7 separate regions of the Homo sapiens genome follow, and regions 1, 3, 4, 5, 6 and 7 are each linked to region 2. Evidence: chromatin contacts called from ENCODE Hi-C or POLR2A ChIA-PET data. All regions are on one chromosome and are shown on one strand. Each heading gives the region's core, a stretch centred on a gene start or an enhancer-like site at or near the end of the contact. The rest is flanking DNA. Distances are from core to core; before and after follow the strand shown. Region 1 holds the start of COPE (coat protein complex I subunit epsilon). Region 2 holds the start of KLHL26 (kelch like family member 26). Region 3 holds the start of PGPEP1 (pyroglutamyl-peptidase I). Region 4 has its middle 19 kb from the start of LSM4. Region 5 holds the start of LSM4 (LSM4 homolog, U6 small nuclear RNA and mRNA degradation associated). Region 6 holds the start of JUND (JunD proto-oncogene, AP-1 transcription factor subunit). Region 7 holds the start of TMEM161A (transmembrane protein 161A).

Region 1 (3,318 bases), core at 96-2,595, 280 kb after region 2:
AGCCGGGCCATGGTGGCGCGCGCCTGTAATCCCAGCTACTCGAGAGGCTGAGAAAGGAGAATTGCTTGAACCTGGGGGCGGAGGTTGCAGTGAGCCGAGATCACGCCACTGCACTCCAGCCTGGCAACAGCGCGAGTCTCCATCTCAAAAAAAAAAAAAAAAGAAAAGAAAAGAAAAGAAAAAAGAAAGATGTATGGGAACAGACACACAACTCTCCCTCCCAGATAAGCACAACGAAGAGACACAGAAGCAGTTCAAGCCTCTGATAAACTCTCCGACCCTGAATCCTTAAAAACTCTTAGTCTGTAAAAGAGTGTTACTCTGACCCAACTCCGCCAGAAGGCGCCTCTCAGGTTTGTTTTCTCTAAAATAAACCTGTCTTGACTGGCAAGCCACCTTTCGTGTTTCTTTCCTCTTTAATTCTTACAACTTTGTCACCCAGGCTGGAGTGCAGTGGCGCGATCTCGGTTCACTGCAACCTCGGCCTCCGGGTTGAAGCGATTCTCCTGTCTCAGCCTCCCGGTAGCTGAGATTACAAGTGCCCGCCACCACGCCCGGCTAATTTTTGGTAGACTCATGGTTTCTCCACGTTGCCCAAGCTGGTCTCGAACTCCTGGGCGCATGCGATCTGCCCGCCTCGGCCTCCCAAAGCGCCAGAATTACAGGCGTTTGAGCCACTGCGCTGGGAAACTGTGTTTATCATTCTGAGTCCAGCGGAATACAGTGCCCGTCCAAAAAAGTGCTCAATGAAGAATGAATGAATGAATGGGTAAGCTCTGGGAGAAATAACCAGGCTGGTTGGGCAGGGAAACGTCCTTCTCTGAACTTTAGGGTTCTCATCCGTAAAATGAGGATAAGCAACAGTCTCCATCTCACGGGAACTGAAGGTATGGCTGAACAAAATAGGCTTATTGTCACTACAGTGGCATAAACACCTCCCTTACTCAAAACACTTTCAAGGGCGCAGAGAGAACGCTGTACGAGTGAGCAGTACCGTAAACTGTTACTGCTCTGGGTTCTGTCACGGGACAGTGACTACTCCTCACTGAACTGTGGAAGAGGTGGCCCAAAAAACGCGAGAAGAAAAGAGAAAGTTTTTAGACGCAGAACGCGGCTCGCGGCCACCAGAAAGCGTCCTCCGCCTCCGCCCCCAGCGTCCCCGCGCCCCTGCGCGGCCGCACCTTCACCCGCTGCGCCTCGTTTATGCACTGCTGGTAGCTGCCGATGTAGAAGGCGTTCTTTACGTCGAACAGCTCGTCTACCTCCCCGGAGCCGCCGGAGGCCGGGCCGGGGGCCGGAGGCGCCATTTCGCTGTCTTCTCACCAGCTCCTCTTCCTGAAAGACACGTCAGCCGGAAGCAAGACACGGGCACGCTAGGAAATGTAGTTTACTTTTTCCGAGCGGCGGCGAAGTAAGCCAATGGGAAGCTCCACAATAATATGCAAGGGGGCGGAAGGCGTAAGTGCGTCACGGAGAGCATCTCGGGAATTGTAGTGTGTTTCTGCAAGCCAATGGGATCCGGGGAAACATGATAAGGATGCGGTCGAGGCTGGGAATAGGCTGAGGGAGCTGGAGAGGGTGGGACCACGCAGGAGGCAGATCCAATAAACAGGAAGATTTTTCTCGTGACGTCGTCGGCGCGCGCCGGAAGCGCGGATCACACGGGCCCCTACAAGGGGCCCCTACAAGCGGCCACAAGGATGGCAGGCTTCGCGGAGCTCGGGCTGTCATCGTGGCTCGTGGAACAATGTCGGCAGCTGGGTTTGAAGCAGCCCACGCCCGTGCAGCTCGGCTGCATCCCCGCCATCCTGGAGGGTGAGTATGGCCCAGGGCCTTCCCCAAGAGGCCTCTCCGCTCCTCTCGACTCCTTTCCCTTCTCGCAACCTTTGCTTATTCCGGTCCCACGAGGCGAGGGGCAACCTCGGGCGTTACAGGAGATCCGGGGTTCCGGAGGACGACTGGACAGTGTTGGCATTTAGGTTGCATGACTGACTCGCTTTGTGTTCGTACGCAAGTGATGTAATCTCTGAAATTTTCATAGTCTCAGCACAGGGAGGGTTTGATGGATGACTAGTCCGATAGTATCGCAAAATCCTGCAGACCTGGTACTGCTATCTTTATTTTACAAATAGAAGTTGAGGCTGTCAAAATTGCTGGTAGATCCAGGACTCCTTGGTCCTGTGATTGCTCCTCTAGGAGAAGGTCTTCTCTCTGCTCCTCTAGCCCAACCCAGTTTCGCCATTAAAGAGAGGCCCACAGGAAGCCTAAGATGTGATAAGTCAGGGATTAAATAAACAAATGAAGGGGTCAACAGGGAGCACAAGATGCATATGAGGGAAGGGAATTCTGGATTCCCCAAATTCACGTGCTCCTGGACGGAGTTAGAACGAGGTGGTAGGAAGCTGTGGGCATCTCGGGTCAAATGGATATGGGTTCCAGTCCAGCCTGCCACTCACTGGCAGTGTGTCCTGGGCAAGGTCTCTGAAACCCAGCTGTCCACACATGGAGGGTGTTGATGCTGCTTTGTCCCCAACCCAGGTCGAGACTGCTTGGGCTGTGCTAAGACAGGCAGTGGGAAGACAGCAGCGTTTGTCCTTCCCATCTTGCAGAAGCTGTCTGAGGATCCCTATGGCATCTTCTGCCTCGTCCTGACACCCACCAGGTAAGCCCCCAGCAGGCCTCCTGGGTATGGGTTAACCAGCTGTGCTCTCTTGGGCAAGCACCTTTCCCTCTCTGAGCGCCCTTTTCCCACGTGTGAGATGAGCATGAAAATCTTGCTACCCGCTTCTTAGGGGTCCTGCAGAATTAAACAAGATGGCCCCGGTGCAGTGGCTCACACCTGTAATCCCAGCACTTTGGGAGCTCCAGGTGAGCGGATCACTTGAGGCCAGGAGTTTGAGACCAGCCTGACCAACATGGAGAAACCCCGTCTCTACTAAAAATACAAAAAATTAGCTGGGCATGGTAGCGCATGCCGTAATCCCAGCTACTCGGGAGGCCGAGGCAGGAGAATCGCTTGAACCCAGGAGGCGGAGGTTGCGGTGAGCCAAGATCGTGCCATTGCACTCCAGCCTGGGCAACAAGAGCAAAACTCTGTCTCAAAAAAAAAAAAAAGAAAGAAAGAAAGAGGCAGGCAGCAGAAAGGGTACTGGGACCTGGGCATATTGGAGCCAGTTTGAGAAAGGCCTTGAATGCCAGGCGGAGGGTTAGAATTGATTCTGGGGGTGTGTGAGCAGGAAAGGTCATGAGCCAGGGAGAGGCCAGGACAGAGTTGGTTGGGGGCAGAAAGGAGGCTGATGCTTGAGACCCTCTGGCTGG
Region 2 (3,201 bases), core at 561-3,060:
GAGATGCCAGCAGTTCCCTTCAGCACTTGGTATCTGTCAGCTTGCACAGGGTCATCTGAGAGCATTTTGTGTAACGATTGAGCACGTATTGTTGTATCAGGCCCTCTGTTGGAGATGCTGGTTGAGTGCGGTCCAACCTGCAGGAGTCCACTCAAGCAGGCCCCTTCCTTCCTCCTATGGGGTCTCCAGCCCCATAGCCACCTCCTTCTTCCAGCACTGACGGGAAAGAAGGCTTTGAGCTCCTTCTGGATCACTGCTTTCTGCCCAAGACTGCACAAGTCAGAGTTTTCTGACTTGGAGGTTAAAAGAATAAATGAGCTCCAAGCTACAGAGGGGATCCTGGGAGCCTGGAGCTTACCAGAGATGGGGGGTGAGGGGTGCCCCCAAAAGGTCTAGATGCTTCATAGACGCCTATAGATGCAGGACTTTGAGCCCTGGCTGAGGGTCAGTGTGTTGGGAGGGCTGGTGCTTGGGGATCTGAGGGTGTTGGGTCCGGTGGAATGGACTTTGGGAGTGTAAGGTTTGAAGGATCTGTGGGCAGGGATTTGGGGGAGTGGGAGATGAGTTTTGAGTAGAGAATGGGAGATAATTGGATGTGCAGGGTTTTAGAGTATGAGAAACCAGAATTGGTGTATGAAGCAGGTGGTGGGAACCTAAGGCCAGATGATTGGGGTCTCAGGGTGGAGGCTCTGAAGAGGGTATGTCAGGGGAGGGTGGGGAACCATGAGGGGCTGGAAGTCTGAGGCCTGGGCATGGGTGAGTTTCGCCCCTGAGAGAGGCCTGGGAAGGAGGTAAGACTGGAGTCGGGGTGTGCAGGGTGGGGAGAGGGAGGGTGTGGTTCTCAGAGCTTAGAGACCCATTTCTCCATGCTCCATCTCACCCTCCCTCCCACCCTACCTATAACTCACTTCCCTGTGGCTCCAACGCCTCAAAGTATAACCACGCCCAGCCAACGCCCGGGGCACGCCTGCCAGCGCCCCAGGGCACTCACAGACACTCCTTAACACCTGCACGTGCCCCGCCCCTCCTCAGATCCGCCGCTCACTTAGCCCGGCCCCACCCCCATCAGATGAGGCTCCGCCCCCCCGGCCCCGCCAATCCCTCGCCCCCTCCACGCACACACCCCTGATCTTCCCCGCCCTCCTTCCAACCAGACTCCACCCCTCGCCCAGGCCCCGCCCTTCCTCAGACCAGGCCCTCTCTTCGCTTGACCACATCCATCCCCAGATTCCTCCTCTCTCCTGCCCAGACCCGCCCAACCTCAGACCCATCTTCTCCTTTCTACCTCCCCGACCACTCCCCCACCGCATTCCTAACCTCCACCTTGTCCCTTCTCACACCTGGCCCCGCCCTTTATCCTGCGCCCCGCCTCCTCCGCAGGCCGGACCCTTGTCCCTCCTCCTCTTGCCCTGGGCCTGCCCCTTCTTCAGACCCCGCCCCACTCCTCAGCCCAGGGACCAACCCCATCCTGCGCCTACTTGTCCTGCTTCGCCCCGTCCCCACCTATCCACAGACAATACGCCCTCTCAGCCCAGAACCGCTTCCCTTTCAGACTTGGTTCCGCCCCTCACGCCAGGGTCCCGCCCCAATCCGGCACCCCTAGCCCAGGCCCCGCCCTGGACCCACCTCTCTGCATAGCAGGCCCCTCCCTTTATCCCAGACCCGCCCCGGCCCTCCGTAGACCACGCCCCTCCGATTCCGGGCCCGCCCCAATCCTTGGTTTCTGGTCCCGGCCCCGCCCCTCCGCAGACCTGGCCCCGCCCCGCCCCCCGCGTCTCGGTTTCCCGGGCCTGCGCGCGCGGCTCCCGTCACTCGAACGCGCGACGGCGGGGGGAAGATGGCGGAGTCCGGCGGTAGCAGCGGTGGTGCTGGTGGCGGCGGCGCTTTCGGCGCGGGCCCGGGCCCCGAGCGCCCGAACAGGTGAGACCCGGCCCGCAGGATAGACCTGCACCTGTCTTGGAGCCCAGGAAACCTGTGGGCAGTCTTGGGCGTCCTGAGGGGTTGAGGGGAGGCCTGGCACGGCTCGAGGGTCTTTCGCTGAGAATTTGGACTTTACGGGGCCGTGGGGTACTGGAGGAGCCGAGGGCTACTGAGGGGGTGGCTGGAGGGGGGCTGGGTGCCCCAGGACCTCGAGGCGTCTGCAGGCGGCCCTAGGGACCTGAGAATCCTGGGGGTCTGAAGGGAAACCGAGGGGCTCTTGACTGTGGTGGGCCGTGGGGCAACTGGGGATGCCAAAGGGCCTGGGCAGCAGAGAGGGCCTGAGCAGGGGCCATGCCATGGCCAGTCTGAGGGTGGTGAGGTGTCTTGGGGGCTCTGAGGAAGGGGCTAAGGCCCAAGGCATCCTGGGAGGTGCTGAAGGGCCCCAAGGTGGCTAAAGGTGGTCCTGAGAGCGTGCTGAGGGGCGCTGGAAGGAGTAGAGACTGTGGGAGGCTCTGGGTGGGGGACTTAGGTGAATCTGGGAGTCTGAGATGGGGAGGCTGAGGGGGCCTGGGGTGGGTCTAGGGAACCTGAGGGGGGTGAGAGAACTCCAGGGGGTTTATAAAGAACATACAGAGGGTTCTTCTTTGGGGCTCCTCCCTTCCATCCCCATGGGGTCCAAATCCACATCCCCAACAGGCTAAAGGACTTACAGAAAGGTCTTGCCCTCAGACAAGGGGACAGAATTCACCCCTTTGGTCAGAGGGAGGCCCCCTTTCCCCATGGCCCAGTCCTGACATGGATTGCTTGAACGTCCAGGTTTGCATGACAATTAGTTATCATCAATAACTAATGATATGTGTGTGCATGCATTGTATTGGATTGTCAGAGGGAAAGAACACCTGCCTTAGGAGTGTGATCTCCTGCTCTTTTCCTATTGGGCAAAGCCAGACCCTCCCACCCCAGCTCCTCCTCTAGCCCAGCACCCAGGTCAGGCCAAGGAGGAAATTCAGGCTTTTTCTTGCTGGTGAGCTTCCAGGAGCCAGTAATTTCAGGCAACATGATAAATGATGAAGTTGTTTGATACTTACGTGCTGTGGAGTTTTGGACCTGTGGGCTGATTGTTGGAGGGAATGGCCTGATGGCCTGGCTGTGTGATTTGGTACTGAATGGAACACGCATGGGATGGGTGGGGAAGGGAGGAGGGATGGCTGGGCCAGGGCACAGAGGAGGCAAAGGCCCTGCCTGTTCCTGAGGATGCTGAGTGGCACCTTGAGACTTAGG
Region 3 (3,278 bases), core at 400-2,899, 300 kb before region 2:
TCGGAGGAAACGGGAAGCCAACCAGAGAGGCTGTGACCATACTAAATGATTTCTGCTTAATAATACCTGGGGAGGGGGCCGGAGGCAGTGGTTCACGCCTGTAATCCCAGCACTTTGGGAGCTGAAAAGGGTGGATCACCTGAAGTCAGGAGTTCGAGACCAGCCTGGCCAACATGGTGAACCTCCCTCTCTACTAAAAATACAAAATTAGCTGGGTATGGCGGCACTCGCCTGTAATCCCAGCTACTTGGGAGGCTGAGGTGGGAGAATTGCTTGAACCCGGGAGGCAGAGGTTGCAGTGAGCCAAGATCACACCACTGCACTCCAGCCTGGGTGACAAGAGTGAAACTACGTCTCAAATAAATAAATACATATATAATTTCTGCTTAATAATACCTGGGGGACTAAATAATCTGTACAACAAACCCCATGACACGAGTTTATCTATATAACAAACCTGCACATGTACCCCAAAACTTAAAAGCTAAAAAAAATTAAAAATGATTTCTGGCCAGGTGTGCTGGTTTACACCTGTAATCCCAGCACTTTTGGGAGGCCAAGGTGTGCGGATTGCTTGAGCTCGGGAGTTCGAGACCAGCCTGTGCAACACTATGAAACCCCCATCTCTACAAAAATACAAAAATTAGCTGGGTGTGGTGCCACACACCTGTAGTCCCAGCTACTCAGGAGGCTGAGATGTGAGGATCAGTTGAGCCCTGGAGGTCAAAGTTACAGAGCTATGATTTTGCCACTGCACTCCAGCCTGGGTAACAGAGTGAGACCCTGTCTCCAAAAAAAAGAGAGAGAAAGGAAATTATTTCTGAGCTTTATTGCTATGAAGAGGATGGAACCAGGGAATGAGATGGAACCACTGGGGGGTAGCAGTGAGGTCATTTCAGCCAAGGAGGGCCAGAAGGAACCCTCAGAGGAGGTAATAGGATAGCAGGGAGGTGATAGCCAGAGAAGGCCACAAGGAGAAAGTGACAGTTCACCCCTCGGAGGAGGTGACAGCCAGGACAGGAGGAGGGCCCCTGGGAGGAGGCGACATTGGAACACTGGAGCTGAGGCCTGAAGGAGGCCAGCTTCGCAGGTACCTGCGGGGTGTGTTCCGGCAGAGGGAACAGCAGGTACAATCGCCCTCCCCCATTAGCCTCCTAGGACCATGGGGGCCTGCAGAGAAACTTCTGGCACCACACAAATATGGTTGTCGTGTTTTTCCTTTTTTACTCTGTCCTCCCCCACCCCCGCCAACTTCCTGGCCTGAATGCTGCTCCTGTGACCCCTTGAGGCGAGTGACCTCGGGGAAGTGGCATTCTGTGCCTCAGTTTCCTTATCTGGAAAACGGGCCTTGCTCGCGGGGACTTCCCTCCCTAATTCTGCGCAGTATGCATGCATAGGGCAGGCCCTCAATGAACCCTTGCAGAATAAAGGACCGGCTCATCCCCAGCACCTGGCTCAGTGCGTGCAAGCGGCTACACACTACGGCATAAGATGTTCCCATTTTGCAGACGGGGAAACGGAGGCTGGGGAATACCGGGCCTAGCCGACGGGGGCGGGGCGCAGGGCGCGCACGCTGCGTCTCGGGCCCGGGGGCGCGCACGCCGAGCGGCTGACCGGGGGCGAGGCCGGGGGCTTGACAGGGGCGTGGCCTCGCGCGGCCGAGAGGCTGCAGCGGCAGCAGCTGTCGCGCCAGTCGCAACAGAAGCAGGTCCGAGGCACAGCCCGATCCCGCCATGGAGCAGCCGAGGAAGGCGGTGGTAGTGACGGGTACGCTGGCTGATGGGGGCTGTAGCGGCAGCGGCCGGGGGCAGAGGCGGGGGCGGCTCCGGGACTGCGGGGCCGAGAGGGGCAGGTGCTGGAAGTCCTCTCAGATTTGGAAGGTGTCATCACCCGCGGGAGCCCCGCGCAGCCCAGGCTTCCTGGAAAGTGGAGGAGGAGGAGCCTTGGGGGTCCCAGGGTCGGGAGTCAGGGCAGTCGGGCGCGGGGCTTGGGGGGCCGGGCAAAAGCCCGGCGCTGCGCAGGCCCCCCTGGCGTCCTTTCCTCCCAAGGTGGGGATGGTGACCCTCCTGGCACCTGCCTCCTCTGTCTGGCCTGCGGGCTGGACTGGACCCTTCCTCCCTGCCCCTTCCGAGGTCCAGCCTGTCCCCACACCGCTCCCCCAACCCCTGGCCCCAGGGGACAAAGGCCGATTTGCGGGCAGGAAGTGTCCCAGTGACAAATGAACCTCCCAGTCACTGCTCGCCGCGCCCTGCGCTCCTGGGGGGCTACTCTCCCAAGGCAGGGGCAGGTGGGGGTCCGGGGACCTCGGGCTCTCCCAGCTGTCCCAGGGACTGTCTTCAGCGGAAACCTTTTTGTGTTTTGTGCCAGGGCTGTTTGTTGGTGAGTCAGGGCCCCTGCTGTCACCGACTCCCCCCCACCCCCAAACCAACTGTTTCTCCTCCCTGAGACTCCGCCTCGGGGCCACGTGGGGCGCCAACTTCCGCTGGGGCCTCAGAGTCAAGGAGTGGGGGGGTCATTTTGACCTGCTGTCTGGAGGGGTCAGAGTGGGAAATCCAGCAAAGGTGCACACAGGTGTTTTGTGGCTGTTGAAGGGAGATTGAGGCTGATCCAGGAGATTCAGGGAAGAAGGAAGAAACAAGGCACCTGCTTAACAGGTGTGTATAATTGGGAGGAGGGTCACTGCCCCCATCCCTTCCAGCCTTCCTTTATCTGGTTATTTATTCCAGCACTTTTTGCATGAGCTGATTACATCTTTACTGTCTCCATTTTGCAGAAAGGGAAACTGAGGCTCACAGAGGTCATCCAGTTTGTAAGGGGCTGAGCTGAGACTCAAACTTTGGCTGTACAGAAGGATAGAGTTAGGAGGTCCCCTCCTGAGCCACAGCCCCTACCTGCTATCCCAGGCTACAGCATCTCTGCATAGCATTCATATCCTGTGGGATCACTGGCCCAGATGGACCGTATTTTTTTTTTTTTGAGACGGAGTTTTGCTCTTGTTGCCCAAGCTGGAGCACAACGGCGCGATCTCGGCTCACTGCAACCTTCGCCTCCTGGGTTCAAGCGATTCTCCTGCCTCAGCCTCCTGAGTAGCTGGAATTACGGGCACGCATCACCCCATCTGGTTAATTTTTTGTATTTTTAGTAGAAACGGGGTTTCACCATGTTGGCCAGGCTGGTCTCAAACTTCTGACCTCAGGTGATCCGCCCGCCTTGGCCTCCCAAAGTGCTGGAATTACAGGCATGAGCCACCGCACCCAGCCCCAGATCTGGATTTGAAT
Region 4 (3,151 bases), core at 628-3,127, 330 kb before region 2:
CGTGATCTCCGATCACTGCAAGCTCCGCCTCCCTGGTTCGCGGCATTCTCCTGCCTCAGCCTCCCAAGTAGCTGGGACCACAGGCGCCCACCCGCCTTGCCTTCCCAAAGTGCTGGGATTACAGGCATGAGCCACCGCGCCCGGCCCTGTAGGGGCTTCTGGCCTGAGCCCTGACCCCCTCTGCCCCTTCCCCACAGAAGTTCAGAGGCTCCGTGCTTGCAGTTCCTCCACCTGTTCCGGCTCTCTCTGTGTGGCCAGCAGCTTCTTGTCCACTCGAGACTTGGTTTGACTGGACCTCCTCTTAAATTTTTAAAAAATTTTTAATTTATTATTAGTAGTATCATTTTTTTGAGACAGACTCTCGTTCTGTCGCCCAGGCTGGAGTGCAGTGGCGCTATCTTGGCTCACTGCAACCTCTGCCTCCTGGGTTTAAGCAATTCTCCTGCCTCAGCCTCCTGAGTAGCTGGGATTACAGGCACCACGTGCCACCACACCTGGCTAATTTTTGTATTCTTAGTAGAAATAAGGTTTCACCTCGTTGGCCAGGCTGGTCTCAAACTCCTGGCCTCAGGTGATCCGCCTGCCTCGACCTCCCAAAGTGTTGGAATTACAGTTGCCGCTGTGAGCCACAGCACCCAGCCGGCCTCCTCTTGCTCTGTGGAAAGGAGGTGCCACCTCGGGGTCCTGCACTTCCTGGGCAAGGCCAGCTGGTCAGCCTAGGCCCTGGCAGCCTCCTCCTCCCTGCCCTGAGGCCCCAGCACTGCCCCCTTCCTGCTTCCACCCCTGCTTCTGACTGTTCCAGAACCCTCTGTGGCTGCTTCTCATGTCACTCAGGGCCCACATCCTCCCCATTTCCTGCCCTTCTGTTTGCTCCTGTGTCCCCTGGGCACAGGGCCTTTGCACGGGACTGTCCTCCTGACCCCTGCTGGTCCAGAATGTTCTTTCCCAAGGTGGCTGGCTCCCTCGTCTCTCAGGCCCTTCCTGAATCTTCAGTGTCCTTCTCTCACCTTCCCTGACCACCTCTTCATTCACCTCCTCACGAGCCCGCCCTGTTTCTGGTTTCTTTTTCTTTTTTTTGAGAGTCTCGATCTGTCGCCCAGGCTGGAGTGCAGTGGCGCGATCTCAGCTCACTGCAACCTCCGCCTCCCAGGTTCAAGCGATTCTCCTGCCTCAGCCTTCTGAGTAGCTGGGATTACAGGTTTGTGCCATCACGTCCGGCTAATTTTTGTATTTTTAATAGAGATGGGGTTTCACCATGATGGCCAGGTTTTGAACTCCTTATCTCAGGTGATCCGCCCACTTCGGCCTCCCAAAGTGCTGGGGTTACAGGCATGAGCCACTGCGCCTGGCCTGGTTTCTTCTTTTTACAGCATTTATGCATTTGATATGCATATGCTTGTGGCTGGCTCACTCCTGTGGAAGGGAAGGATTGCCGGGGCTGTGTCACCAGCACCTGGGACAAGGCAAGTGGCCCTAGTGCCAGGCTCGTGCCAGGCCCTGGGCTCCAAAAGAAGAAGGTGGGGAGGGAGGTGACAGGGACACAGGCCATCTGGGGGTGGCTGTCAGAGTAGTGCTGGGAACAGCAGGTGAAGCCCAGAGGAGGAGAGGAGGAGGAGAGAGAGGAGGGGGATGGGGGATGGGAGTGGGGGATGAGTGGAGGAGGATGGAGGAGGAGGGGAATGGGGAGGAAGATGGGGAGTGAGAGGAGGGGGATGGGGGAGGAGAAGGAGAAGGAGGAGGAGGAGGAGGAGAGAGGGATGGCTTCCCACAGCTGCCTCTCGGGGGCCACTGCCCAAGGCCAGCCTCTGCACTTTTGTCCCTGAAGCGGGTGTTTGGCTCCAGGATGAGGTGGCGTCAGCAGCCGACCCGGGCCTGTCGCACTCTGGCGGGGGACTGTGGGCTGGCCCTGCAGAGCTCAGCCCCCGGCTGAGTCACAGCACAGCGCCAGGCGTGGGCCTCCCTAACAGAAAGCAAACTCCAGGCGAGAAGGTCTGGGGGCGGGTGGGGACCATCTACGATAAAGGCAGCCCCAGTTGGGTGAGGAGGGCACAGACCATCGGAGGGACAGAAAGACCTGGAAGCCTTGGATTTAGGAACTAGACTGGTGCTTTTGGTTTCTTTTCTTGTTGAGGGGGCTGAGGATGAGGCTTTGTGAAACCAACCAGGAAGAATGAAACACAGAGCTGGTCCGACACCCAGCTCGAGGGAGGGGGGCCGGAAGCTTCTGGAAGTTGGCTGCCCCTAAGCAGGGGCCACTCTAGCCCACAAGGCCAAGTTGGCAGAGGCAGACGAGGGGACTCTGCGGCTCAAGTCACGGGCCAGGAGCCCGCAGCTGCCGGGCTGGAAAGGTCAGAGCCGGCTCTGCGTCTGGCTGCGCCGGCAAGAAGCCACAATTACGCAGGCAAAAGAGCCCGGGGATTAGCCCCAGCACCTGGGACCCTGAATGGTGAGAAGGCACCTAGGGGGTGTTGGAACACATTCTGAGTTCAGAGCCTGGTCAGGGAGAAAAAACCAAACGGAGATCAGGAAGGGGAAGGGGCCTTCGAGGGCTTTCCCATCCCAACTTCCCAGGATGCCTGACCCCAGAGCTCCTGGATTTGATCCACGCCTCGTGACACACACAACCCCTGGGAGGAAGGAGCCCAGGCCCCTTGGAGAGCCCCAGAGGCCTCTAAGGGCCGGTGAGTCTAGGACATGGGGCAGGAGCTGCAAATGGGGCCTCCCTGCTCCCCACCCTTCCTTCCCTCCTCCTCTAAACATTGCCCCACCCACCTCGCCCTGTGAGCCCAGCCCCCTGCACGGCCCACACTGTAGGGGCATGGGGTGTGCCAAGAGATGCTCCTGTCGACCAGGCGCAGTGGCTCATGCCTGTAATCCCAGCACTTTGGGAGGCCAAGGCGGGAGGATCACTTGAGATCAGGAGTTCAAGACCAGCCTCGCCAACATGGTGGAACTGTGTCTGTACTAAAAATACAAAAATTAGCCGTCTGTGTTGGTGCACACCTGTAATCCCAGCTACTCAGGAGGCTAAGGCAAGAGAATCGCTTGAACACACGAGGCAGAGGTTGCAGTGAGCCAAGATTGTGCCACTGCACTCCAGCCTGGGCAACAGAGCGAGACTCCGTCTCAAAAAAAAAAAAAAAATGCTCTT
Region 5 (3,025 bases), core at 514-3,013, 310 kb before region 2:
CTAAGTACACCGCAGAGAGGGACAGGCTCTCTGAATCCTTGCACTTGAAATCGCCTTTGCAAAAATTGTAGCGGGAAATTATGACAGTGAAAAGAGATCAGACCTAACCGACTCCATTGTGCTTCTAACCTTTACGCCATCTTTGCTTATTCCTAGGTATAGGCCAAACTAACCTTGGGAAGGGATTTAGTTTATAGTTTGACTCTGGAACAAAATTGGTAATAGCCCTTTCCCGAAAAGACCCTCTTCTTGCCTGGGGACCAGTCTGCCTTTGTAGGACTAACAAATAAGCTACAAGATTAGAAATTACCATTTAGGTAACTTCAGCCTCTGGCTGCAAGAGTCTGAAACTCCCCAAATTGCTCCTTGGGATAACATCACTATTATAAAATCTAAGATCAGTGCTTGAGATATTTTGCAGACCCCGTACTTGACGGATCAGCTGACACTACCCAGACCAGTAATCTGGCTCAACCAGTCCTGCGATCCCACCCAGGAACAGAAGACAGCAAGAAAACCTCACTTCAACACTCCCGTCGATGACTCCATCGACCTCAGGAAGCTCCAACCAATCAGCACTCCCCACTTCCTGAGCCCCTACCCGCCAAATTATCTTTCAAAACTCGGATCCCCTAATGCTCAGCGGAGACTGATTTGAGCAATAATAAAACTCTGGTCTCCTGCATAGCTGGCTCTGTGTGAAATACTCTTTCTCCACTGCAATTCCCCTGTCTTGATAAATCTGTCTAGGAAGACAGGCAAGGTGAACCCATTGGGTGGTTACACACTGACCAGCCGGATTTAGGGAGAGTTCTCACTAATCCACAGTTCTGATGCAGCCACCCCTGGGGGACCCTCCTGGTTACTGAATCTCCCACTGTCTCACAGAGTCTGGAAGTCACATCCCCAACAAGGGCCTTGGTTTCTCTCATTGAAAAAAGAAGGACCAGAAGCTGATGGGCCAGGAAACTCCCAGCTCTGAATTCCTTTTCCGATCTGCACAGTGGGGGACACGGGCACTTTCTAGCCCAGATCCAGAACTTCCAGAATCATAAACAATGGGCCCTGCAGAGACCTGGGCCGCAATTTTTCCTTCTTTGTATTGGGAGGATGTACTTTGTCCACCCCTAGCTCAAAACGCCCCCTTCCGCTGGAATGACATGCTATGTGACCCAAGGAGAAACACCACACCCCAGCACCAGGCCTGCTTTTCAGCCAGAAACCAAGAGGCCTAGGAGGCTGTGCTGCTAGCATCTTGCAAGCTCTGAAATTCCTAAAACTAAGTTTCACAACTCAGACTGGCCCCCTACTTCCCAGCACTCTAGTTTTCAATCAGGGAGGTCAGACTGGGCCCGAAGCGTAAGGGACCCCTTCCCTGCCCAAAAACTCTCTGCTGCATTTGGCGGATCCCCACCTTTTTTTTTTTTACTTCAGTTTCCCCACCTGCAAACTGGGAAAACTAACTAAGGCGAGGCCACTGTACTGTGGATACAAGTCCGTGCAACCCTAAATCCCAGACACGAACGTGATAGAGCCACCTGCAGTCTCCGGCCTCAGTTTCCCAGCCTCGTGCCGGGGGGCGGGACTCGAGGCTCGGACCTTACGTTCGCCCCGCGCCAACCAAGCCCACAGCGCCCGCCCGCAGGGATCCCAACGACTGCTGTTCCCGCCTCCCGGTGAGACCCCGCAGTTGCCCTGCCCTCACCATGGTGCCGGCGGGGACCGGGCTCGCCGGCCACTTCCGCCGCCGCCGCTGCACACGCTCCCGGCGGTCGTCGCCGCGCCGCGCGCCACTAAGCTGAAAGAAAGTGGCAGAGACGCAAGCCAGTCAGCACCGGGCTCGAAGGGCGGTCAACCAATCCACGCGGAGTAGGGCGGGGCCCGCTGGGCGAAAGGGCGGGGCGGGCCGTGTTCCCGCCGGAGGAACGAGGACGAGAGCCGTAAAGTGCCGCGGCTTGTAATGCAAAAGGAGGCGGAGCAACGCGCGCCGGCGCGGGGTGCATTGTGAGGAAATGCGTGCGCAGGTGAAACCTTCGTCGGTCTCCTGGGCTCCACGCTGTGGGCAAAGCCAGTTAATGCCTTTCGTTTGCAGTAGAGAGAGAGAAATCGAGGCTTCGTGGTGATTGGGCCGTGCCTGATGTTGCCCTTCCGACTCCTAGTTTTCTGATTCTGTAATTATCCAGGGAACATCATTTAATAGGTTGGAATCCTGACCACGACCCTCGGGGCCTCAGTTTGCTCCCTGTAAATAGTAGTGTCTGCTCCAAAACGTTGCTTACTGTAAGGATGAAATGAATGAAACCATGTAAAAGCACTTAAAACAGCGTCTGGCACATATTAAGTACTTATTACCTACTCTGTGCCTGTTTCTGCTCACAGAATGAACAAAACACAAAATTCGTGGCCCTCAGGGAGACAGACAGTAAACAAAGTAAATAGGCGAATGCTATTAGTTTTCTGGGGCCTGCTGTAACAAATGCCCACACACTGCGAGGTTTAAAACAACAGAACGTGATTTTCTCACAATTCAAGAGATCAGAATAATGAAGTGAGGTTGTCAGCACAGTTGGCTCCCTCTGGAGGCTCTGAGGACAATCTGTGTGTCCTATGCCTCTCTCCTGGGTTCTGGTGGCTGCTGGGAATCCTTGGAGTTCTTGGCTTGTAGATGCAGCCTTCCGCGTTCTGCCTTTGTCGTCACTTGGCCTTCTCTGTGTGTCTCTGAGTCTCAAATGTATCTCTCCTTTTTTTTTTCTTTTTTTTTTTTGTAGTAGAGACAGGGTCTCCCTATGTTGTCCAGGCTGGTCTCGAACTCCTGGGGTCAAGCAATCCTCCCTCCTCTGCCTCCCAAAGTGCTGGGATTACAGGCGTGAGCCACCGAGCCCGGCCGCTCCTTTTTCTTGTAAAGGACACTCCTTTCTCTTATTAAGTCCACCATAAATTTCAGGATAATGTCATCTCAAGATCCTTAATTACATCTGCGAAGACCCTGTTCTTTTTTTTTTGAGATGGAGTCTCATTCTATCAC
Region 6 (2,964 bases), core at 329-2,828, 360 kb before region 2:
TCTTCCAAAGAAAAAAAAAAAAAAGTAAAAGTAAAGGAAAGGCAGGGTTTGAGGCTGCGCCCCCTCGGAGCCCCCTTCCGCGGCGCGGTGTACAAAGGGGCAGCCGAGACGCGCGGGTTTGTGCAACACGGGGCGGCCGCGCGGGGGAAAGAGGCAGCGCGAGGGCGGGGGGGTCATGCGCTCGCCCCCCCGGGAGCAGGGGGTCCAGCTTGTCGAGTCCTGGGCACCCTCGGGGGGGGGGAATCCCCGGGGGCCGCGCCCTCTCTGAGTTCCTGGGCACACTCGGGGAGGGGGGGTCCCCAGGGCCGCACCCTCTCCAAGTCCGGGGCGCCCACGACACCCCCCCGCGAGCCCGCCCCTTGGGGAGGGTGGCCGCGCATGCGCCCCGCGCGCGGACTCAGTACGCGGGCACCTGGTGCTGGGGCAGCAGCTGGCAGCCGCTGTTGACGTGGCTGAGGACTTTCTGCTTGAGCTGCGCCACCTGCTCGCGCAGCAGGCTCGCCGTGGACGCCAGCTCCGTGTTCTGACTCTTGAGGGTCTTCACTTTCTCTTCCAGGCGCGAGATGCGCTCCAGCTTGCGCTTGCGGCACTTGGAGGCGGCGATGCGGTTGCGCAGCCGCTTGCGCTCCGCCTTGATGCGCTCCTGCGTGTCCATGTCGATGGGCGACAACGGCGGGCTCTCGCCGAAGCTCGGCACGTCGGGCACCGTCTGTGGCTCGTCCTTGAGCGCAGCCAGGCGCGGCGGCCCCAACGCGCCTGGGGGTGGCGGCGGCGGGAAGGGCACAGGTTCGGCAGCGAAGGCGACCGTCGCGGCGCCCCCCGCGCCCCCGGCGCCGCCCGCGTAGCTGCTCAGGTTCGCGTAGACAGGCGCTTCGGGCGCGGCCGCCGCCGGGGCCAGCTCGCCGGGGGGCGCGGAGCCCGTGGCCGTGCCCGAGGGCCCCCCGGCGGCGGCGGCGGCGGCGGCAGCGGCCGCGCCCGCGCCGAGCTGGTTCTGCTTGTGTAAATCCTCCAGGGCCTTGACGAAGCCCTCGGCGAACTCCTGCTCCTCGCTGGCCGCCACCTTGGGGTAGAGGAACTGTGAGCTCGTCGGCGTGGTGGTGACCAGCCCGTTGGACTGGATGATGAGGCGCTCGAGCTCGGGGGAGGCCAGCTTCAGCAGCCCCAGGTCGGGAGAGGCGAGCAGGCCGTCGGGGGGTGCCGCGCTGGGGGCGCCGTCGGCGCGCAGGGGGGTAGGAGGCGGCGCGGCCGCAGGCTTGAGCGCTGCCGCCACCTGCTCACTCAGGCTCAGCGTCAGCGCGTCCTTCTTCATCATGCTGCCGGCCGCGGCCGTCGGGGGCGCCCCGGGGAACAAGCGGCCCGGGGACGCGAAGCTGCCGCCGCTGCCACTGGCGCCGCCGCCCAGGCCGCTCAGCGCCTCATCGCCGTAGAAGGGTGTTTCCATCCTCCGCCTCCCCCGCCGCGCCGGCCCGGGGGGGAGTGGCCGCGGCCTCCCGGGGGGCCCGCGCCCCCCCGTCCGCTCGGCCCTGCGCCCGCCCCGGCCGCGGCCGCAGCGCCCGGCCCTCCACTGGCGGCGGCTCCTGCGCCGCGCCACTTGTGCGCCCTCTTATAGCCTCGGCTCGGCGCGATGAGCTCACCGCCCCCGTTCGCCATTGGGTGCGGGTGACGTCGCTCATTTGCATGGAGGGGCGGGGCCAAGCCGCCGACGCCCGCCCGGCCGCCGTTGCCCCGGCGACGCGCGGTAAACGCCACAACAGCGCGCTGCCTTGTGGGTTGACGTCATGGGGGCGGCCGCGCGCCCGGGCCGGGTCACCCCGCCCCGGGACCGCTGTGTACGACCGATCTCCCCGGCGCCGCCTCCGCCAAGGCACGTCCCGGGTGGCGTGATGGGCCCGGGCCACCAGGCGCCCGCCCGCCCCGAGGCCCCGCCCCGTGTCCGCGCGTGGGGCCCCGGCCGGGCGGGGGCGGGGGCGGGGGCGGTGCCGGCCTCCGGGGACTGGAGGGGGATGGGGTCCCGCATGGCTAAATAACTCCTTGGCGCCTCCTGCTCTGCTGTGCCGCCAGGGCCTCCCCTAGCGCGCCTTCTGGAGAGGCTTTGTGCGGATACGGGGCTGGAGGCCTGGTGGGGCTGTGTCCGGGGGCTCGCCGGGGGTGTGGGGAGGTCTGCGTTCCTCACCCTCCCTCCTTCCTTCCCTCCCTCCCTCCACCCCGCGTGTGATTGCTCAGGAAGAGACGGGAGGGGAGAGGAGGGTCGCCAGAAGTTGCTGAAAGCGCTTGGATCCTGATCATTTTCACTGAGTGCGTTCTAGAACCAGGAGTCCTACTTCCTGCCTTTACAGATGGGAAACTGGGCTCAGAGAGGTGGAGTGACCATCCCCCGAGAGTTAGCTAGGAGTCACAGCAGGGCCCGGGCTGTGACTAGGCCTGAGCTCTTGTCCACCCTTAGAACCCTAGAACCTGGGAGTCCAGGCCCCTGCGCAGCCCCTTCCTTCCGCCGCCCACGTTTTAACCCCAGGTCTGCCAGGGCTGTGATGTCCTGGGCGAGGGTGCCCAACTCCAGGGGCTGGGCTGATGAGGCAGGAATGCCGGGTATAATTATTACATGCTTGTTACCACTATCATGGCTGTTAGGGCTTAATGAGCCACTATTAAGACTGGCTGGGAAGGGGGTGTGAGGGAGGAGAGATGGACCCACCCCACCAATACTCACAAGGGATCCTTAGGACATCTGGATCTGACCTACAGCCTCTGCATGCACCCCTCCAGCTCCCCACCTCTGTCTGAATGGAGCCCACACCCTCCTTTCCCTGACCTCCTTCCCCTCACTCTCTCTGATCCTTGGCCTCCCAGTTGCAGGACTAATCGTACCTCTGGGCCTTTGCACGTGCTATGCTCTCTGCTTGGTACTCCCTTCCCCCAGTGCAAAGATGTGTCTTCAGGAAGTGCCCCACCCTCAGACTTTACTCC
Region 7 (3,376 bases), core at 629-3,128, 500 kb after region 2:
GAGCCGAGATTGTGCCACTGCACTCCAGCCTGGGCAACAGAGTGGGACTCTGTCTCAAAACAAAATAATAATAATAATAAAATAAAAATACATAAAATAACAGACTAATAGGACATTTTCTCTGTACCTGTGACTTGTAAACTGAGACCAGAAATCTTTTTTCAGTAATGAGGTTGGTGGCGGCATCTTTCTCATCTCTAAGTCCTCATTGCTCGCCCTCCCCGGGACCCTAGTGCAGACTGGCTGGCTGGCACTTAGGGACCATGAGTGCCAGCCCATGGGCCCCTGCAAGCCAGTGGGTCAGGGCTGTTGAAGCCCCACCCTTCCCCTAGGACCCTGCCCTCCCACCCCCCAGTCTGTTTTTCTCCTCTCTCTCCGACCTCTCTCCTGTGACCTGCCAGGGTTTTAACCACCCAATCAGCCAGCCCATCAAAACCTCAGCACGGTGACACCTCCAGCCCAGACCTCTCTGCTGAGCTCAACCAGTAGCCTCCTCCAGGCTCTCCTGGGAGACCCTAGCACTCACCCATCATCCCATACCCTTCCAGGTGGTTCAGGCCCTTCCCAGTCTCACAGTCAGCCCCCAACTTGGTTCTGCACCCTGCAGGCATAGCTAGAGACCATCCCTCCACCTCCCCACAGCTCAGCTCTCTCCTCAGCCCTCCCTGCACCCAACCACTGGAGTCTCAGAGGTCTTCCTGGACCTTTGGGCTCTTCATCAATGACCCCACCACCCCCCAAAACCCCCCAAGGGAAAAGGTGGTGGAGGGGTGCATCTCTCCACCTAAGGCTCCCAGAGGTCTGTCCAGGGATGTTCTGATGGCCCTGCCCTCCACCCAGCCTCCTGTCTCAGGGTCAGGGCTCTGCAGACATCTGCAAGAATTTTCTGGAGTCTTCCATCAGCTCCTTCTTTTCCCTTCACTGGATTTACGATTCTCGAACTCAAGAACCCTGATAAAATCAATGCAGCCTCCCTCCTCATTCCCGGGAGCCTGTGCCTTCATCTCCTACGGCGTCCTGCACCTCCGCCTGGGACGACGCCCCACTTTCAATAATTCCGGCCATCAGTGCCCTTCCTTCAGGGCCATCTCCAGCGCCCCTCCTCGGGGATGGTCCCAGGCAGAGACCCTCCAGTTCCACGTCCCTCTCTCTGCCCAGGCCGGTCCCGTCAGGGTTGTGGGAGTCCCCCATCTCCCTGCACCAGCCTGACCCCCAGGGGCTGGGCTAAGTTTTAAGAACACACTCAATAGGTTGGACCCAGAGCCGCGTGAGACCTGAAGGTTCCAACTTTCCTGTCTCCCACTCTGAGAACCTTGCCCGCCCTGAGGCCAACCAGACCTCCTGAGTCCACCTCCCACGGCCTCCCCTGCCCGTTCCACACACCCCGATATAGCAGGGACCCCCGATGGATCCTGTCGGCGCGGCCCCCACGCTCCTGCAGGACCCCCGTCCCCAGAGTGGACCCCCAACAGGACCCCACACCGCCTTAACCAGGTTCCAAATGTGCTGGGGTCCCCAGTCCCCTCTGTGGGACCACGACCCCTCAAAAGGATCCCAGACCCCTAAAAGGTCTCGAGGGCAGAATCCCCAGAACGCTTAGGGGCTTCTAGTCCCCCTGGGTACAACTCCCGCCGACTCCCTCGGAGGTCCTGTAGCGAGAGCAGGGCTCCCAGAGAGGGACACACGGCCTTCAGCGTGCCCCCGAATCCCTCAGAGCCTCCAATCCCCAAGAAGAAACCCCAATCCATTCCCTCAGTGTCTCCCTGGACCCCTTCGGCTGGACCTCGGCCCTGCAGAACCCCCCACTTCGCGGGACGCTCGCTCACCATGACGCGTGCGAGAACGCGGTGCACTCACCCACCGGCCTAGGGCTCCGGGCACTCTGCGGAAACTCGACCAATTAGAGCCCGACTCTGGTCTGACGAGCATCCCGTCCGACCAATCAGTGTGTCTTGAGCCGGCAAATCACCAGGGACGAGGAGGCCGCTCGCGTTGCATGCCGGAAATTGTAGTTCAGATACGCTGGTTCGGATCGATCAAAGTGAAGATTGTGTCTGGGAGGCCTGCGTGGCCGACCTCTCTTAAGGCTTAGTTTTCTCTTTCCTACACTTATCTCAAAGGTTTGCAGCGAAAGCATTTATTCCCACCTAAGGGACATTTCTGAGAGTAGAATTCCCTCCCCCCATCAAGAACATTCAATGGCTCCCACTTAGTAGACGAAGTACTTAGTACTCCTAAGTACTAAGTAGGCTAAGTACTCAGACTGAATTCAGACCCTTCTGCCTGACTTAAATCTGCTGCTAGCACTATTGTGCACCCTATAGTACAACTTGCACCCACCATGCTGTCTCATACCTCCAGGCCTTTGTAAATATCCTACATCTTGCAATGCCTTCAAGAATGCCTCAATCTTAAAATAAAAACAAAACAAAAGCAAAAAAGAATGCCTCAATCTTTTTCACCTGGCAAGTGCCTTATTCATCTCTATCAGCTAGGACTCTGGCTGTGCTCCACAAAATATCAACTAACATGGGTTCAAGCAAAAAAGGAAAATTTTTGGCTCATGTGACAGAAAATACTAGCCATAGTGTCAGCTTCAGGCGTGGCTGGATCAAGGACCAAATGTCAGCTTCAGGGATCTGATGTTCTTTATTTCACCGCTAGGAGGAAAGGGCTTCTGGTGTTTGTGCCCCGGTTTTGCCATTTGTCTTTCTGTGGATGAGTGTGTCTGCCTGAGTGTAGACATATATTGGGTATGACTGAGTGTCTGAGCATCTTTATGGGGGTGGGTTCCTGTGTGTGGGGCCTGAGTAATTACCTTTTCGTTTTTACATTTTATTATGTATTTGTGTATTAATTTTTTTTTTTCTTGAGACGGAGTTTCGCTCTTGTTGCCCAGGCTGGAGTGAAATGGTGTGATCTTGGCTCACCGCAACTTCCGCCTCTTGGGTTCAAGTGAGTCTCCTGCCTCAGCCTCCCGAGTAGCTGGGATTACAGGCATGCACCACCACGACTGGCTAATTTTGCATTTTTAGTAGAGATGAGGTTTCTCCATGTTGATCAGGTTGGTCTTGAACTCCCGACTTGAGGTGATCCGCCCACGTCGGCCTCCCAGAGTGCTGAGATTACAGGCGTGAGCCACCGGGCCTGGTTTATATTTTATTTTTTTAACTTTCGGCTGGCAAGTGCTGAATCCTAAGCGCACTATCGCACGCCACCTCGTGGTGGAGGGCAAAAGCGCAGTCTCCCTGGGATGGAGAAGTCAAACCAGTCTCACTTGTGGCCCTGGGGGCTCCCAGCCTTAGAAAGCGGCCCATAGTTTTATGGACCTCACACTGGGTGCTTAGCCTGTGGGCACTAACATCAGGGACTGGCC

The links. A loop is a pair of places that touch in the nucleus more often than their neighbours do. ChIA-PET counts read pairs that join two places held with the same protein, here RNA polymerase II (POLR2A). Pooled maps may share reads with other maps.
Region 1: a map of CD8-positive, alpha-beta T cell shows a loop between it and region 2 (21-fold over the local background). The contact joins the promoter of COPE here to the promoter of KLHL26 in region 2. A Hi-C loop is called at or near these places in 7 of 168 maps with a recorded cell type or tissue (CD4-positive, alpha-beta T cell, CD4-positive, alpha-beta memory T cell, CD8-positive, alpha-beta T cell and 2 more), 25 of 37 single-sample maps with no recorded cell type and 21 of 50 pooled maps. POLR2A ChIA-PET finds 5 or more read pairs at or near these places in 5 of 52 experiments (A673, HEK293, HEK293T and 1 more).
Region 3: a map of sciatic nerve shows a loop between it and region 2 (5-fold over the local background). The contact joins the promoter of PGPEP1 here to the promoter of KLHL26 in region 2. A Hi-C loop is called at or near these places in 1 of 168 maps with a recorded cell type or tissue (sciatic nerve) and 4 of 50 pooled maps. POLR2A ChIA-PET finds 5 or more read pairs at or near these places in 1 of 52 experiments (K562).
Region 4: a loop to region 2 is called in a pooled map, with 9 times the contacts of the local background. The contact joins the enhancer-like site here to the promoter of KLHL26 in region 2. A Hi-C loop is called at or near these places in 6 of 50 pooled maps. POLR2A ChIA-PET finds 5 or more read pairs at or near these places in 2 of 52 experiments (T-cell and WTC11).
Region 5: a pooled map shows a loop between it and region 2 (15-fold over the local background). The contact joins the promoter of LSM4 here to the promoter of KLHL26 in region 2. A Hi-C loop is called at or near these places in 1 of 168 maps with a recorded cell type or tissue (sciatic nerve) and 9 of 50 pooled maps. POLR2A ChIA-PET finds 5 or more read pairs at or near these places in 2 of 52 experiments (BJ and naive thymus-derived CD8-positive, alpha-beta T cell).
Region 6: a pooled map shows a loop between it and region 2 (11-fold over the local background). The contact joins the promoter of JUND here to the promoter of KLHL26 in region 2. A Hi-C loop is called at or near these places in 2 of 37 single-sample maps with no recorded cell type and 9 of 50 pooled maps. POLR2A ChIA-PET finds 5 or more read pairs at or near these places in 4 of 52 experiments (AG04450, GM10248, T-cell and 1 more).
Region 7: a loop to region 2 is called in a map of CD8-positive, alpha-beta T cell, with 8 times the contacts of the local background. The contact joins the promoter of TMEM161A here to the promoter of KLHL26 in region 2. A Hi-C loop is called at or near these places in 2 of 168 maps with a recorded cell type or tissue (CD4-positive, alpha-beta T cell and CD8-positive, alpha-beta T cell) and 7 of 50 pooled maps. POLR2A ChIA-PET finds 5 or more read pairs at or near these places in 2 of 52 experiments (CD8-positive, alpha-beta memory T cell and naive thymus-derived CD4-positive, alpha-beta T cell).

What each region holds. Positions count from the first base shown.
Region 1 is chr19:18,918,042-18,921,359 of GRCh38, forward strand. COPE (coat protein complex I subunit epsilon) reads right to left here and starts at 1,346. Exons shown (of 10, transcript NM_007263.4): 1 at 1,182-1,346. The coding sequence starts at 1,307. DDX49 (DEAD-box helicase 49) reads left to right here and starts at 1,674. Exons shown (of 13, transcript NM_019070.5): 1 at 1,674-1,815; 2 at 2,539-2,662. The coding sequence starts at 1,701. RefSeq lists enhancers at 1-446, 1,349-1,948 and a silencer at 1,079-1,268.
Region 2 is chr19:18,635,218-18,638,418 of GRCh38, forward strand. It overlaps KLHL26 (kelch like family member 26), which reads left to right and starts at 1,811. Exons shown (of 3, transcript NM_018316.3): 1 at 1,811-1,920. The coding sequence starts at 1,838. RefSeq lists silencers at 956-1,145, 1,186-1,265, 1,276-1,435, 1,486-1,995 and enhancers at 1,482-1,776, 1,735-2,249, 2,250-2,764.
Region 3 is chr19:18,338,949-18,342,226 of GRCh38, forward strand. It overlaps PGPEP1 (pyroglutamyl-peptidase I), which reads left to right and starts at 1,650. Exons shown (of 5, transcript NM_017712.4): 1 at 1,650-1,767. The coding sequence starts at 1,734. RefSeq lists a silencer at 1,499-1,688 and an enhancer at 1,520-2,207.
Region 4 is chr19:18,302,779-18,305,929 of GRCh38, forward strand. No RefSeq gene overlaps it. Among named protein-coding and RNA genes, the nearest start is that of LSM4, 19 kb to the right of the region's middle. RefSeq lists enhancers at 1,921-2,300, 2,191-2,696. Within about 2 kb of position 1,878, at least 37 of the 41 ENCODE cell types and tissues checked have a DNase peak (open chromatin) inside an H3K27ac peak, as active enhancers do.
Region 5 is chr19:18,321,313-18,324,337 of GRCh38, forward strand. LSM4 (LSM4 homolog, U6 small nuclear RNA and mRNA degradation associated) reads right to left here and starts at 1,764. Exons shown (of 5, transcript NM_012321.5): 1 at 1,706-1,764. The coding sequence starts at 1,708. LOC105372300 (a long non-coding RNA gene) reads left to right here. Exons shown (of 2, transcript XR_007067157.1): 2 at 422-685. RefSeq lists a silencer at 1,645-1,824 and enhancers at 1,885-2,104, 2,303-2,905.
Region 6 is chr19:18,280,044-18,283,007 of GRCh38, forward strand. It overlaps JUND (JunD proto-oncogene, AP-1 transcription factor subunit), which reads right to left and starts at 1,579. Exons shown (of 1, transcript NM_005354.6): 1 at 1-1,579. The coding sequence starts at 1,441. The coding sequence ends at 398. MIR3188 (microRNA 3188) reads left to right here and starts at 2,034; the gene lies at 2,034-2,118. LOC124904652 (a long non-coding RNA gene) reads left to right here and starts at 2,049. Exons shown (of 2, transcript XR_007067154.1): 1 at 2,049-2,964. RefSeq lists silencers at 168-477, 1,058-2,057 and an enhancer at 713-1,564.
Region 7 is chr19:19,136,600-19,139,975 of GRCh38, forward strand. TMEM161A (transmembrane protein 161A) reads right to left here and starts at 1,879. Exons shown (of 12, transcript NM_017814.3): 1 at 1,827-1,879. The coding sequence starts at 1,829. RefSeq lists enhancers at 1,261-2,122, 1,607-1,816, 2,097-2,286 and a silencer at 1,877-1,956.